Linked DNA regions of Homo sapiens: region 2 is linked to region 1. Evidence: chromatin contacts called from ENCODE Hi-C or POLR2A ChIA-PET data. All regions are on one chromosome and are shown on one strand. Each heading gives the region's core, a stretch centred on a gene start or an enhancer-like site at or near the end of the contact. The rest is flanking DNA. Distances are from core to core; before and after follow the strand shown.

What was found. A loop is a pair of places that touch in the nucleus more often than their neighbours do. ChIA-PET counts read pairs that join two places held with the same protein, here RNA polymerase II (POLR2A). Pooled maps may share reads with other maps.
Region 2: a loop to region 1 is called in a map of gastrocnemius medialis, with 5 times the contacts of the local background. The contact joins the promoter of PHC2-AS1 here to the promoter of AK2 in region 1. A Hi-C loop is called at or near these places in 1 of 168 maps with a recorded cell type or tissue (gastrocnemius medialis), 1 of 37 single-sample maps with no recorded cell type and 10 of 50 pooled maps. POLR2A ChIA-PET finds 5 or more read pairs at or near these places in 1 of 52 experiments (AG04450).

What each region holds. Positions count from the first base shown.
Region 1 is chr1:33,032,526-33,040,254 of GRCh38, forward strand. It overlaps AK2 (adenylate kinase 2), which reads right to left and starts at 4,358. Exons shown (of 6, transcript NM_001625.4): 1 at 4,211-4,358. The coding sequence starts at 4,303. RefSeq lists an enhancer at 4,177-4,336.
Region 2 is chr1:33,347,636-33,355,364 of GRCh38, forward strand. PHC2-AS1 (PHC2 antisense RNA 1) reads left to right here and starts at 2,717. Exons shown (of 3, transcript NR_125978.1): 1 at 2,717-2,812. It overlaps PHC2 (polyhomeotic homolog 2), which reads right to left. Exons shown (of 15, transcript NM_001385109.1): 8 at 7,203-7,618; 9 at 6,766-6,931. RefSeq lists an enhancer at 1,521-2,450 and a silencer at 1,906-2,425.

The DNA.
Region 1 (7,729 bases), core at 3,108-5,607:
TCTTTATAGAAATATTTCAGCTAATAAATGACCAGGGAACAATATAATTAGAATACCACCATTTCACCATCCATAACGAATTACTGAACCTAGACACTGAACAGCATGACTATAAACACCAGAGACAAGGAAATACCATGTGCCTCCTCAGGGAGAGCACAGCACCCACCACCTGTGAAGTAGTTGGGCCAAAAAATTGAACCTAAATTGAATTAAGTATATACTAATTAAGTATAAACCACCAATTTACAGGAAATAGAGAGGGCAGAGGAAGATGTTAAGTACACCAGGGGAATACAACTGAAAATTCCCAGAGAGTGGTATAATACTCCCAGGAAAAATAATCCAATTTCTGGGGCTGGACATGATGGCTCACGGCTATAATCCCAACACTTTGGGAGGCCAAGGTGGGCGGATCATGAGGTCAGGAGATCGAGACCATCCTGGCTAACACAGTGAAACCCCGTCTCTACTAAAGATACAAAAAATTAGCCGGGTGTGGTGGCAGGCACCTGTAGTCCCAGCTACTCGGGAGACTGAGGCAGAATGGCGTGAATCCGGGAAGCAGAGCTTGCAGTGAGCCAAGATCACACCACTGCACTCCAGCCTGGGCAACAGAGCGAGACTCTGTCTCAAAAAAAAAAAAAAGAAAAGAAAAATAATCCAATTTCTTCGGCAAAACCCCAGGAAAAAAAGAGAAGGGGAACTTATAAATTAAAAGAAAGGATGGGCACAGTGGCACATGCCTGTAGTCCCAGCTACTTGGGTGGCTGAGGGAGGAGCCCGGTAGTTCAAGACCAGCCTGAGCAACATGGCAGGACCCCCATCTTTAAAACACTAGAAAAGTTAGCCAGGCATGGTGGCATGCACCTGTAATCCCAGCTATTCAGGAAGCTGAGGTGGGAGGACTGAGGCTGCCGTGAGCTATGATTGGGCTACTACACTCCAGCTTGGGCAACTGAGCAAGACTTTGTCTGTAAAAAAATAAATAAATAAAAGAAACTTAAAATTATCACATTGGTAACACAAAAGAAAATTTGAATAAAAATTGTTGATTTTTTAAAGGATATTATGCTTATGTTTTTAAAAATTATCTTTTAGCAATACATACTAATATTATTTACAAATGAAATGTTATGATGCCTGGGAGGTGCTTTATAATAATTTGTGAAGGGAGAATGGCTAGAGGAGCGAAGGCCACCAGTTAATGGTTGGGGCTGGGTAAGGGCTCATTATGCCATCCTGTCTTCTTTTGTGTATTCAAAATTCTTCATAATAAAAAGTTAAGGTGTATGAGATGTCTCTGCAGGCTAAATGTTATTGTAGGCTACCATTTGTAAAGTCTGATTTAAGATCTTTTTTTTTTGAGACAAAGTCTCACTCTGTTGCCCAGGCTGGGGCGCAATGGTGAGATCCCAGCTCACTACAAACTCTGCCTCCAAGGCTCAAGTGATCCTCCCACCTCAGCCTCCTGAATAGCTGGGACTACAGGCACACACCACCATGCCTGGCTAATTTTTGCATTTTTTTGTAGAGATGGGGTTTCGCCATGTTGCCCAGGCTTGAACTTTTTTTTAAACTCCACAAAAATACATACAATCACCAGTATTCCTATTGTTACAACTCTGGAAAGTGTACAGAGGTTAAATGACTTGTGTAAATCTTATCCTTTCAACTCCCAGCTCTAATCACATCTCCTCTATTTCTACAAAGCCTTCTCTGACCAACTCTCATCTTCATGCACCCTTATCAATCAACTCATTAGTATAATGTTCTTCTAAACTTCCTGAATAAATCATGTCTTACACTGAAACATCCAAGTTGAAGGAGGGGAAGGGAGATGTGTTACTAAGATAAAAGGGAGTCAAAATTTATTGAGTACCTACTATATAGCAGGCTGTCATCTAGGTTGTGGGTGCTTGATACACACACACACACACACACACACACACACACACACACATATATCATAATTTTCCAGTATCATTGTGAATGTTTAGTTGATGAGGGCAAGAACTTTATCAGTCTTGCCCAATGCTTTATATCCCCAATGTTAGGTGCTCATGAAATGCTGAATGAGCAAGGTAGGTATTATCCCCATTTTTCAGGTAAGAACACTGAGGCTCGGAAGTTACATAGCTAGCTAAATTATAAAACCCTTGTCCCAGTACTATACTAGTATAGGTTGTCCATTCCATAATTACTGAAATTATTAACTTCAATATGAGTTAAGAAAAAAATCTCAGGGCATAGTGGCTTGTGCCTATAATCCCTGCACTTTGGGAGGTCAAGGCAGGATGATCGCCTGTGTCCAGGAGTTCAATACCAGCCTGGGCAACATAGCAAGACCCTGTCTCTACAAAAAATTGTTTAAAAATTAGCTGGGCATGGTAGCATGTGCCTGTACTCCCAGCTACCTGGGAGGGTGAGGTGGGAGGATTGCTTGAGCTCACACCACTGCGCTCCAACCTGGGCAACAGAGTGAGACCCTGTCTCAAAAAAAAGAAAAAGAAAAAGAAAAACAATGAAGCATTTGAGCTACTGTTTATACTTGATCACTCACAGCAAAAGTCTGCAGAGTCTAAGATTAAACTTCCCTAAGCTGCAGATTACCCAATAAATGAGTGTGGCAGCAACAGGAAAGAGATGTCAACAACGCTGAGGATAAAGGATAAAGGGATCAGGTACAGGTAAGCTCCAAAGAAGAATCATCTCAGTCTGTGGAGAGAAAAGAAAGCTGTATTTTCTGACTTAGTGCCCAGGTCACAGGAATGAATGGAGTGTTCCAGAACTTCTTTCTTTATCACCCACATTAATCTGTGACATTCATCCACTTCCACTAACCCCATCAAGGGCCAAGTAATGTGCTAGGTGCCACAAGGGGTACCAAGAATGAGTAAGATGGTCTGTTTGCCAAGATTTTTAAAACTTGGCAAGTGCTAGGAAGAGAAAAGCGGGCACAGGGCAGTCCTCAGATTCCCTTTCATTTGGGAGCTCAGACTTCCCTCTTTGAAGCCTAACAACAGGCAAGAGCCAGAGGCTTAGGGCCCCAGGTGCAATGCCAGACCCCAAGCAAGAAGGGGACATCAATAATCCAACCTGCGGGCTTCCAAATCCGAAATGAGATCATCGATCCCAACCCTAATCTATGGCCCCATTATGTCCCAGATCTAGAAGGGGCCCAGATCCCAAGTGAGGCCCCTGTTGCCTGCTAGGGCAGATGGTAACTTCAGACTCTAACTCCATGGTTCCTGAGGTCTCAGGCTCATGAAACTCATTTCACTAATTTGGGAAAGCCACCTGACCTTTCTGGGCCTGTTTTTTAACCTGTTGATTGATAAAGTTAAAATTTCAAGTTCCCTATAAACAACAACAAAATAAAAAAAGGAAAAAATAAATAAAAACCAAAGGGAAGGAAGATACAAACAAACAAAAATAATAAAAACAAAATAAAAAAAAATTCAAGTTCCTTTTCATCTAAAATCATTTGCGTCATCCCAAGCTGCTTAGCCTTCAGTAGCCTCAGGTCCTAACTCCAAGCCAGGTCCCATGAGCACTCCCAACCCTTATTGTGGACACTACTCAAAGGTTGCGACTCATGGGTCTCCAGGCTATAAACCAGTTCTACACATTCACCCCCAACTTTCAAACAGGGAGAGCCTTAGGTTTCCTCCCATCTCAATTCAACTGGCTCACACAGCACATGTCACCTCTCACTCTGCCCCACGTGTTGGAGATGCTTCTCCTCCCCTCCCCCTAAGTCATAAATCATTATCAAAATCTCCCGACCTCCAGTGCCTGGAATGTAACCCTGATTCTGGACAATTCACCTCCAACTCGCAGGTAACCTGGGCCATAAAGCTAATTGCCTCCATTCAGCCTGTAATCTAGATGCCTCGGCCCAGGGCTCACTCTACCCCTCAAACCTTTCCAGTCTCTAGACCCTTAGTGGAATTAATCAGCCCTCACATTCCCTAACCCAACACTTCAACACTGAATCCCTCGGGCACTCCAATCCTAACTCAGACTGCCCCGACCTCCAATTTGGACCCTCTCCGAAATGCCCCACCAGAACCGAGACCCCGGCCAGCGTTCCCCGCAGGCCTTAGTCCCCGGCCCGCTCCGGGCAGGTCCAGGGCTTCTAGATCTCCGGCCGCCTTGACCTTGGAGTTCAGCAGGCTCCGCCGCCAAGCCCAGTCCTGCCGCTCACCTGGGTCCCTTTACCGGCCCCGGGAGGCCCCAGCAGCACGGCCCGGATGCCTTTAGGATACTCGGGTTCTGCCGCTGGCACGCTGGGAGCCATGTCCGCCGAAGTCTCTCACTGCCACCAGTTCGCACGCCTCACAGGTCCAGTGCTTCCCAGGTCAACGCACGCACGCCACGCACGTCCCACTCGCCGCTCACACTGGCCCATAGCCGCGTCCGTCAGCCCGTTCCGCCCGCCCCTGAGCACGACGGACTCTTCACCTTACCAACTGCACGGCGATACTGAGGAACTTTGCTTTTGATTGGACAGAATTGGTGCGGGATAAGGAAGGGGCGGGCCAGCATGTACTAAGGGTGGCGGGTGTGCGGAGTGGGCGGGAAAACGCGAAGGAGGACAGGAGGTCAGGCCGGAAGGTATACTTCGGCATTTGACAGTTGACGACACCAGCAACAACATTGAAATCCTATTAAATTGCGCGTGGGAGTTTAAATGGGTAAAATCACTCTTAGAAGACAAATTAGTAATATGTTTCAAATACCCTTTGGTCCAGCAATTCCACTTCCACGAATTCAATGGATAAAATCAAGGATATGAGTAAAGATTCGTGTAACAAAGTTGTTAATTGCAACACTTAGCCCAAAAGCCCGAGAAAAACCATAAAATAAAGGCAATACTCCAAATGTCCAACAATAAGAGATTGGTTAAATAAATTGCAACCAATTTGTATCCTGGAATACCCCTGTTGTATAAGATAATTTAATCATGCGGGAAAATGTTAGCAAAGCGAGATACAAAATTGCAGTTACAACAAAATCCGAATTTTGGCCGGACGCGGTGGCTCACGCCTGTAATCCCCACACTTTGGGAGACCATGGCGAGCGGATTACCTGAGGTCAGAAGTTCGAGACCAGCCTGACCAACATGATGAAACCCCATCTCTACTGAAAATACAAAATTAGCTGGGAGTGGTGGCATATGCCTGTAATCCCAGCTACTTGGGAGGCTGAGGCAGGAGAACTGCTTGAACCCAGGAGGCGGAGGTTACAGTGAGCCAAGATTGAGCCATTACACTCCAGCCTGGGCAACAAGAGTGAAACTCCGTCCCACTCCCCCCCCAAAAAATCCCGATTTTGTTTATTACAAGTGTAGACCGCTGTGTAGTGTGATTAGAGGAGCACCTCTCCTTTGTATATTTTAATAGATTTTTTAAAGTTCTATGGTAAATTCTTAATAAGTTTAAAAACTTAAGTTTAAAACAAGTTTTACCTTTATATTAAGAAAAACGTTAACCTTTTAAAGTCAGGAAAAGATAGTTTTTCTCAAAAGAGATGACCCTCTTGGATAGGGAAATAATTTCTACAGCTTTTTGGTGTGTGAAAGTTTCATCCAGCTCCAAGGGCCTCTTTGGACCTTTAGTTAAGAGTGTGTAATGAAACGATTATGTTTCCCCACAGGCTCCTAACAACTCATTTTCTACATCTTGATGATGAATTTGCTATCCCTTCAGCTGTGGTCTCTTCTTTTTTTTTTTTTTTTTGAGACGTGGTCTCGCTCTGTTGCCCAGGCTGGAGTGCAGTGGCGCGATCTCGGCTCACTGCAAGCTCCACCTCCTGGGTTCACGCCATTCTCCTGCCTCAGCCTCCTGCGTAGCTGGGACTATAGGTGCCCACCACCACGCCTGGCTAATTTTTTTTATACTTTTAGTAGACACGGGATTTCACCGTGTTAGTCAGGATGGTCTTGATCTCCTGACCTCGTGATCCGCGCGCCTGGGCCTCCCAAAGTGCTGGGATTACAGGCGTGAGCCACTGTGCCCAGCCCAGCTGTGGTCTCTTCCTTACCACACAGAAGTCAACATTCATTTCTCATCGCCACGCTGGACTTTTACAGTGTACCTGCTTAATCTTGTTGGATACTCCCAATGACATTGAAGGAAGAAAGGATTGTTATGTCTATTATTCAGAATGGAAGCTGAGGCCTGAAGATACGTAGTGACCAAAGTCACACAGTAGCAGACTCACAATTAAGACTGAGGATGAGCCAGGTCCAGTGACTCACGCCTGTAATCCCAGCACTTTGAGAGCCTGAGGGGGGGGCAGATCACCTGAGGTCAGGAGTTCGAGACCAGCCTGGCCAACATGGCGAAACCCCGTCTCTACTAAAATTACAAAAAAATTAGCCCAGTGTGGTGGCGCATGCCTGTAATCCCAGCTATTAGGGAGGCTGAGGCAGGAGTATCGCTTGAACCCGGGAGGTGGAGGTTGCAGTGAGCTGAGATGGCACCACTACACTCCAGGCTGGGTGACAGAGCAAGACTCTGAAAACAAAAACAAAAACAACTGAGGATGACAAGCAGGTGCCCTAGAGATTACAGGGCTTATGGGCAGAGGGATGGGAAAACAAGCTGCAGGAAGCCTCTCTGTGGCCAAAATTCACTTCAGTCCAATAAGACCAGAGTTTATTGAAATTTTCTATGCACAGGGACCAGGCAAGGGGAGTAGGAGCAGCCTTCCCTTTCTACCATCAATCCCTATAGTGATTGTGACAAGACTTAGGGCTCCCAGGAGGGAAAGTAAGGAAGACTATCCATAAAGACACAAAGTGTAAGATTTATTCAATACACTTTGAAGTGTAATGAATCACAAGTTAAGTCTTTTTTTTTTCTTTTTTGAGAAGGAGCCGCACTCTGTCACCCAGGCTGGAGTGCAGTGGTGCAATCTCTGCTCACTGCAACCTCCGCCTCCTGGGTTCAAGAGATTCTCCTGCCTCAGCCTCGTGAATAGCTGGGATTACAGGCGCCCCTACCACCCCCGGCTAACTTTTGTATTTTCAGTAGAGATGGGGTTTCACCATGTTGGCCAGGCTGGTCTCAAATTCCTGACCTCCGGTGATCCGCCTGTCTCGGGCCTCCCAAAGTGCTGGGATTACAGGAGTGAGCCACCGTGTCCGGCCAGTTCCTTTTAAAATTTATTTTCTCTTCTCCTTTCTTCCTGCTCCCACTTCTGATTTAATCTTTGAATTTCTTTGAATTTCTAAAGAAGAAATTTTACCAACTTCTTCACCAGACACTCCCTTCAAGGCAAGTTCATCTAATTCTTGGAAAGTTAACAGAGCAAAGCATGCCCGCTAGGGAACTTTCACCTTGGAACTTCTACCCTCTGGGGGATTGCTTCGAACTCACACCTACCAAGAGGGAATGTTGAAAGCGTGTCCACTTGGCCACTTTTATAACTTACTTCTGCCCAGGAAGGCACTAAGTCAACTGCCCAGCAGTTAAGCCACCAGAGCTAACGGAGACGCCCTCCCCCTGCTTACTTCCTCCCACCACCTTATAAAAGGCCCGCTTTCTGCTCCAAAAGGGAAGTGGCACATTTAAGGCAGGATGCTTCGTGCCATTTCCACAAGCTAGCTTCAAAATAAATTCATTTTTTCGTCCCAGACCTTGCTCTTTTTAACTGGACTCTGAATGTTGTGAGCAACTAACCTGCTTTTCAGTTACAAAATGATGGTAGCCTCTGAAGT
Region 2 (7,729 bases), core at 1,467-3,966, 310 kb after region 1:
CAACAGAAAGGACTAAGAAACTACCCCCTTTCTCAAGATTCAGGCTGGAGGAAAAAGATGTCTATTCTTCCCTGTGTGCATGGACGAGCCTGGAAACAGATCTTGGGTGGGCTGAGAAGCAGAGCTCATGTGATGAAGAGTGCCTGGAAAGGGCAGGTGCCAAAAGAGCACCACTCCCCATCTGCCCGACCTTCTGCGAAACAAGCCCGCCCTTGTGAGTGAGCCAAGCCAGAGGCCCCAGTTCCCGCCTTGCAGGGGCTGGAACTTAGGTACAGAGAAATCACCAGTGGAAAACACAGTTTATCAGCTGGTTAGAAAGGGTGAATACTCCCAAATGTAGATCCAGATGTTGGGAGCTATTTGTTAAAATCACTTTTATATTCCCCAGTGCCTAGGGCAGTACTTTACCTAAAATGGGAGCCAAATAAAAGTATGTTAAATCTAACTGAATGAAACCAGAACTGCTTTGCTGTGCTGGTTATCTTAAGGTTCAAGACAGCCTCTTGCCCGATAACCAACACAGTCAGGTACTTTATTTCTGTTCTAAAGTCAAAACGATGGGAAGCCCTACATCCCTTGTGACCTAAACCTAAATCCTAATCAATAGGGTCTGCCACAGGTCTGTTGCCCTGTACCAGAATAAAAGATGGGCGGGTGGGGGAGGTGGGAAGAAATACAAGAGCAAGAAGGAATTTCCTTGCCTCATTAGCCTGTAATGTTCATGCTGACCTAGAAATCCTGGCAGTTCCAACATTTGGGTTGACTCAGGCGGGGAAGAAAAATCCCAGGTGAATGATAATTGGATTACCCAGTTATGCTCCAGAGCCAAATGGCTGGAAAAGGCCAGGTCAGTAGGCTGTGGTACAAAGTGACATTATTTTTTAAACCAAAAATGGAGATACTCAGGCTGATGGACAATGGGATGGAATAGTTTAAATTGGGGCTGTCCTAGAAAAATCAGGGACATATGATGGATTTAGGTAGGTAGCTTATTTTGCAAGGGATCCTCTGGGCCCAATATGCTAATGGAGAGGGGATTAAAGATCAAACACGGGAGATATCCGAGGGGAAGGCTGTCATTGATTTGTAAGGGAAGAAAAAGATGAAAAGAGTGTGTTCCGTACACAGCACATGAAGGTACATATCGTAGGTATGGAGTAGGAAGGAAAGGAAAGTTGTTCAGAACCGAAAGTATGTGGGTGAGATCAGTTCAGGTTATGGAAGACGGGTGGGTGGGCAGTAGCAGGGCACTGACTGGTATCCGACACGGGGCCCAGGGCTTAGTTCAGATGGTAGCGTCGCCACTGGTTTGCAACCTGACCTTGGGCCAATTATTTCCCTGTCTGTGGACTTCAGTTTAAATACAGAATCTCACAAATCCCGATTTTAATGTAAAGAAGCAACAAATATAGTCTACCTTCATTTGGCATAGGAAGGAGAGAAAACGCTCTTCTAAAAATGGAAGAAAAGACACAGAACAGCTTGTCCCTTTCCATCCAATTAAAAACCTCGTGAGACTGAACTAGATTAAAAACAAAACTCTCCAGCGAAGCCGCAGGCGCCTCCAAGATAGGGAGTCCACCACCAATAAAGTACGGCAGATGCCAGCAGTCTCGTCCCCGAACGCACCGTCCGTCCCAGGGAAGTCGCAGCGGCGGGGAGGCCGGTCCTAGGTTGGGGCTGGGGTGGGGTGTGCGGGGCCTGGGGACGCGGAAGCTGCGGCGCGCCGAGGTGACACGGCTTCCAGGGGCGACGGGCGCGCAGGGTCCCCAGGCGAGCGAGGCTGGGGAGCAGGGCACCTCCCAGGCGCCGCGCGGACGAGAGCCGCGACTGGCACGGCCTGGCAGCCGCGTAGGCCCGGGCCGTTAGGGGCACCGAGGGCGGTGCCCGACTTCCAGTGCGGCGAGCGCGGCCCCCGGCCTCCCTACTGGCGAGAACCCCTCCCCCGCCCCGGCACTGACCTGTCCAGGGCCCGGCTGGGCCTGGCCGGGCGGGGCCTACGCAGCCCCTCGGCCGGGCGCCGACTCGCGCGGGGTCCCGGGCCCGGGCGGGCCGCCTCCTCTCCGCCGGGAGCCTCCGAGCCGGGGCCCGGGGCTGCCGCGGCGCATCCGACCGCACCGGCCTGGCCGGCGTCAACAAAGGGCGGCCGGGGCGCGAGGCCGGGACGGGGGCGCGAGGCCGGGGCGGGAGCGCGGGCGGCGGCCGGGGTTGCGCGCGCGCGCGCGGCGGGCGCTCGAGGGCTGCAGCCGCCGCGGAGACAATGCGGCGAGTCTGGGACGGCTCCCGCGGCCGCCTCCGCCGGGGGCGGGGCGAGGGAGCGGGGCGGGGAGGGGCGGGGCCGCGGGAGGGGCGGGGCGGACACGGGCCGCGCGCTTCCTTTGTGCGGCGAGCCCCGCCTCGCGCCCTCCGGAAGGCGGGTTAGGGACGCCCGGGGCTCAGCTTAGGGAGGCGGGCGCCACGCCACGAGGAGGCTGCCCTGATAGCCGGTGCAAGTGCTCCTTGGCGGGGCGGCCCGCGACTCCCGCCTTGGACCGTTCACTCCCTGAGGGGCCTGGGGGTCAGTCAGAAGACTAACGACCACCAGTCACCGAGAGCTCAGTTCGTGCCAAACCCTGCTCGCGCTGTCCCCGACTTATTGTTCACAACGACCCTACAAGTCATTCTCCTTCCCACTGGGAACCGAGGATCAGAGGGAAGTCATGGCCCGAGTGCCCCGGTCACACCTCCGTGAGCGGCCTCGGGCTCGCGGTTGAGGCTGATTGAGGAAGTGGGTTCAGGCGGCCCGCCGTGCCTGGCACACGGTCAGAGTCCCGTAAGTGTTGGTTATCTTCCCCAAGCGCACCGGGTGAACCTGCGCTGTCGTGGCGAAGCATACTCATTCAGCACGCGCGCGAGGGGCTGCGGGGGTACAGAGACGTGCAGCGTGACACAGTCCCCACCCTCAGGAGCGCGAGGCGCAGGAAGGTGCTGGACACACGCCAGGCACTTCTCTCCATTCTTGACTTCCCTCTGTTCCCAACATGGTCCCATTTTCTTGCCTTCCTTAGTATTCATATTCGTTGCCTGCCTTTCTTCTCCCCCCACCCCTTTCCACTCTCAGGCCTCATCCCATCTTCTTTGTTTACATTTATTTTACATTCCCCGAATATTTACTTAGCTCCCTTTCTCCTCTATTTTTCAAATTTTCAACCCCCCTTTTCATTAATATTCATATTTCCTTCTCCTCTGCCTCTGCATTTCTTACACTTATATTTTGTTTTATAAACTAGGGTAACACAGGATTGTATCCTCAACTCCTGTTCCCTAACATGCCCACACTTTCCTGCCTCCCTCTCTTAAGTTCCACCAGTTCTTCCTGGAATGCTCTTTCCTCAACTTTGCATGTCCAGGTCCTACCTATCCTTCAAGGTCCAGACTCAAGAACAGCAGTTGGCAAACTTTTTCTGCCAGGGACCAGAGAGTAAATATTTTAGACTTTGTAGGTCACACGGTCTGTGGCAACAACTCATCTCTGCTGTTGCCGCAGGAAAGCAACCACAGACAATATGTACGTGAAGGAGTGTGGTTGTGTTCCAATAGAACTTTATTTATGGGCACTAGAATTGGAATTTCAGATAATTTTCATGTATCATGAAATAGAATTCTTTTGATTTTTTCAAAAAAAAATTTAAAATGTAGAAATCATTATTAGCTTGCGAGCTGTACGAACACTGGCAATGTGATGGTTTTGGCCATTGGGCTGTAGTTTGTCAACCTCTGCTCTAGAACAATGCCTCGTCCTCCCTGAAATCTATCCTGAACATCTCTAGTTGGCAGTAACTTTTCCTGTTTTGTAGCTTTTAAATGACTTACCTCAAATCCATCTATGGCATTTATCGCATTTTACTTTCTATTGTAATTTTTTTCCTGTGCATTTTTCATCGTTTCAAGTAGACCTTCAGCTCTTGAGGTGGGGTACAGACCGTGTTTCTCAGTGTGCTACCTCCCTTCCCACAGTGCTTTGCACAGAGCAGGCATTCACACATACACAGAATGGGCCGGGCGCAGTGGCTCACACCTGTAATCCCAGCACTTGGGAGGCCGAGGCGGGCAGATCACCTGAGGTCAGGAGTTTGAGACCAGCCTGGCTAACATGGCGAAACCCTGTCTCTACTAAAAGTACAAAAATTAGCTGGGCATGGTGGTGTGCACCTGTAATCCCAGCTACTCGGGAGGCTGAGGCAGGAGAGTCACTTGAACCCGGGAGGTGTAGATTGCAGTGAGCTGAGATCACACCACTGCACTCCAGCCTGGGCGACAGAGTAAGAATGCATCTCAAAAAAAAAAAAAAAAAAAAAGACATACACAGAATGGATATTTAAGTCTTGGGTGGTTGACAGTTGTTTCCACTGTGTAAAGCTTACTTCTCTCATGAGATAGGACCTCAAGAGGAGGATGCTTGTTTGTATATCACCATGATTAGATTTCAGAAAGAAAATTTTGAGAGCTTTATGGAGGAGAAAGGCAAATGTCAGTTCATTTAGGGGTTTCTGGATTACAAACACTTGAGCAAAAAATGTTGATTACCACTGTTGCGGAGACAGGGCATGAGTACTCAGTGGGGTCCCATATGGTACTTCTATTAGCAAATTGGTAAAAGGCAAATAAAACATGCTATATAATTTACAGGTGGCAAAGTTAAGCAGAGGTGTTAGTATAATGAATAGCAGAATTCAGATAGAAAAGATTCCTGCCCCACCACTTGTTTTTTTCTATGCCTCAGTGGTCTTACCTTTAAAATGAGGATGATAAAAGTTGCTACCTCAGAGGGTTATTGTCAGGATTAAATGAGGAAATATGTGTAGTCTAGCAGAGAGGGCTCAGTAAATATTAACTATTAATCATTACTGTTTTCTTGCTAGGCTGGAACTATGGGCTGAATTTACAAGGTAACACTTAACAGATGTAAGCAATTATATTTTGGTTCAAACTATAAATTATACAAGTTTGAGACTAGGGAGAGCTGGCATGACAGCAGTTCCAGGTAAGACGAAACCTCAGAAACAAAAATGAAACCCAGCTCTCTGGAATTCAGGTGACAGTGCTCTGTGAACAACAGTGTCATTCCTATAGGGTGGGAGAGTTCACGGGGGCCATTCGTGCACCATCCTGATGAAGGAAGGTGAGCGAGTGACTACCGTAGGAGTCAGAGTCATGGCGCTGCCCTTTCAGAGCCGCGGGACCTGGAGCCCCTCAGCCTTTGTTTCTGCCTCTGAATAATGGGGCGATTCTACTTATGTCCTAGGGCTGTCGTGAGTGAGTAAAGGACTTGGAACAGTACTCAGCATATACTAAGTGTTCAACAAATTTTGGTTCCTCCCTACCGTAAAACATGGATCTAGGGAACAGCCCTGCCCCTGAAACAGGCCTCTAAAGACTAGTAGCTGTTTATATTTGGAATTAATGTGCTCAATTTTGGGGACCAAACGTTAGGAAAATTAATGAAAAGGTAGAATGTAGATAGACAAGCCTGACCAGAATGGTGAGAATGGAGGTCTTGATCTGTCATAGGTAAAAAATGAAAAAAAGTCTCAGATGTTTAGCCTGGAGATTTTCTCTTTTTTAATGGGGGGAGAGGCAAGAGACAGTCCGACAACTGTCTACAAACACTGTATAAGATGGACTCTTATAATTCACAAGACAGAATCATGACCAATGCTGGCAAATTCCAAGAGAGCAGGTTTTGACTTCATTTGAAAAGCAACTTTCTGATAATTAGAGCAAATCTACAGTGGAATGGACTGCTGTTCAAAACCCCTTCTCATCTGCAAGTGTGCAAAGAGAGAAGAGATGACCTCCTTCCCATCCTTTAATTTTCCTGCTGTCCTTTCTCCATATTCTCTTCCTTGATCCTGCTTCTGTTCCCTATAGAACCTTCGTACTCTTTTTGCCCTGCCTTGTGCTAAGGTATTTTTTTCTTATTTCTCCATCAATTTCTAAACTCTTTTTCTCTTTCCTGTTCCCCGCCCCTACCCCCTCAGCAAACACAGCACAATGACTGGAACTGCCTCCCTGAGTTGCAGGTGGTCCATGGCTCAGAATGTCACTGAGATCTGGGCCAACAGTGCTGTGCAAACTGGCAGAGAGGGGAAGGGAAGCAAATAGATCTTTGCAGAAGGCGGAGGTACTGCTGTGCCTCTCCCATCCGGGTGAAGGGACCCAGCAGAGTCTCCTGAACCCCAGGCAGGGAGAAGTCCACTTGTAACTGAGCCCGCACAGATGGACAGATGGGGATCCCAGAGCTGAGCAGTTTTCCTCAGAGATGCTTCCTGTGAGCTGAACTCATCTGAGTCCCCTTCTGCCTCCCCCTGGCATTTCCCTTATTTTTGAGATGTGGTAGCCGTTTTGCCATATTTCCAATATCAAGAACCCCCTTTCATACCAAAGGAAGCAGAGAACTGTGACAACTGGCCACCTGCCTCCACTCTCCACTTGGCATATGTCTATGTGGATGCATCTGACACCAGTGACATGCAGGTAGGCCCCAGTGTCTGGCTCTAGAACTTTCACCTCTTCTGTCTCCACCCTCTTGCTCTAATATCTTCCGTGTCTCAATTACTTTATCCCTGGTTCATCTTCTCACATCCCTCCTCTGTTTCCAACCCCCCAGCTTCCTTGCTTGTAATAGTTTACCCTCCCATTCCAGATGCCCAAGTGAAATGTGCCAGGGCATGGCAAGAAAGGCCAACTTCCTCCCCTCCCCCAGGGCCCCACTGTGCTTCATACCGTGAGCTGGGGACGGCTGGATGTTAGGGCTCGTGGGTACAGGCAGGCCACCAGGCATGGCAGTGACAATAGCCTGCTGATGTGGTGATGGGCCAGACCGCGTCTCAGGCACACTTTTCTCCCCTGGTGCCACTTCTTTCCAGTCATCAGGGACACACTGCTGGGGCTGTCAAAGGACAGGACAGAGAGGGGGGCCTCTCAGAAATAGCCTTTGCATTCTTGGATACTTCCCTGGTTTCCATGGAGCTTGGGAAGCAGGTAAGGACCTTAAGATTCAGTCATCCTCAAATTGGGGAAGGCCCTCTCTTCCTTCTTGGAATCCCCAAAGATGACTTCACCCGTCAGCCTACCCAGAAGCACCTCTTGACGGGGCTGTGGGGTCGTCCGAGCTGTGGCCACCCCGTGTGCTCCCTGGACCTTGGGGCTGGCTTACTCACCACTGGTGAAGCAGGCTGCAGTTGTAAGATGACAGCTGAAGTGTGCTGGAACCTGCGTTGAGGGGTGTGGGGCACGCCCTCGGGATGTCCATTCTGAGGCCCAGTATCAGGTGTGGGAGGGTGACACTGCTGACTGCCGCCAGGCTTGTGCAGGTTGGCAGTGGGACACTGGAGTGGCAGGGCGGGTGTAACCGGGCCTAGTGGCATGGCATGGGCCTCTGAGCTGGGCTGGAGGGCCACGCTTGGAGAGACTGAGGCGAGCTGGGGGTGGGGCTCAGCTTGGAGCACAGGCCGTGACTGCTGGGGCGGCGGCTGCTGCTGTTGTGGCTGTGGCTGCTGCTGGATCACAAATTGGGGCTGCAGGTGCTTTGAGGATGGCTGTGGGAGGAGCTGGTGTGGCTGCAGCTGAGCATAGGCTGAAAGGGGAAAGGCCAGGTTAGAGAGCATGGCTTGACCTTCTCTTCTGCTGTGTCTTCCAACTCTGCCCCTCCCGCATCCAAATAAAAATGGCTTCCCAAATTCAATGT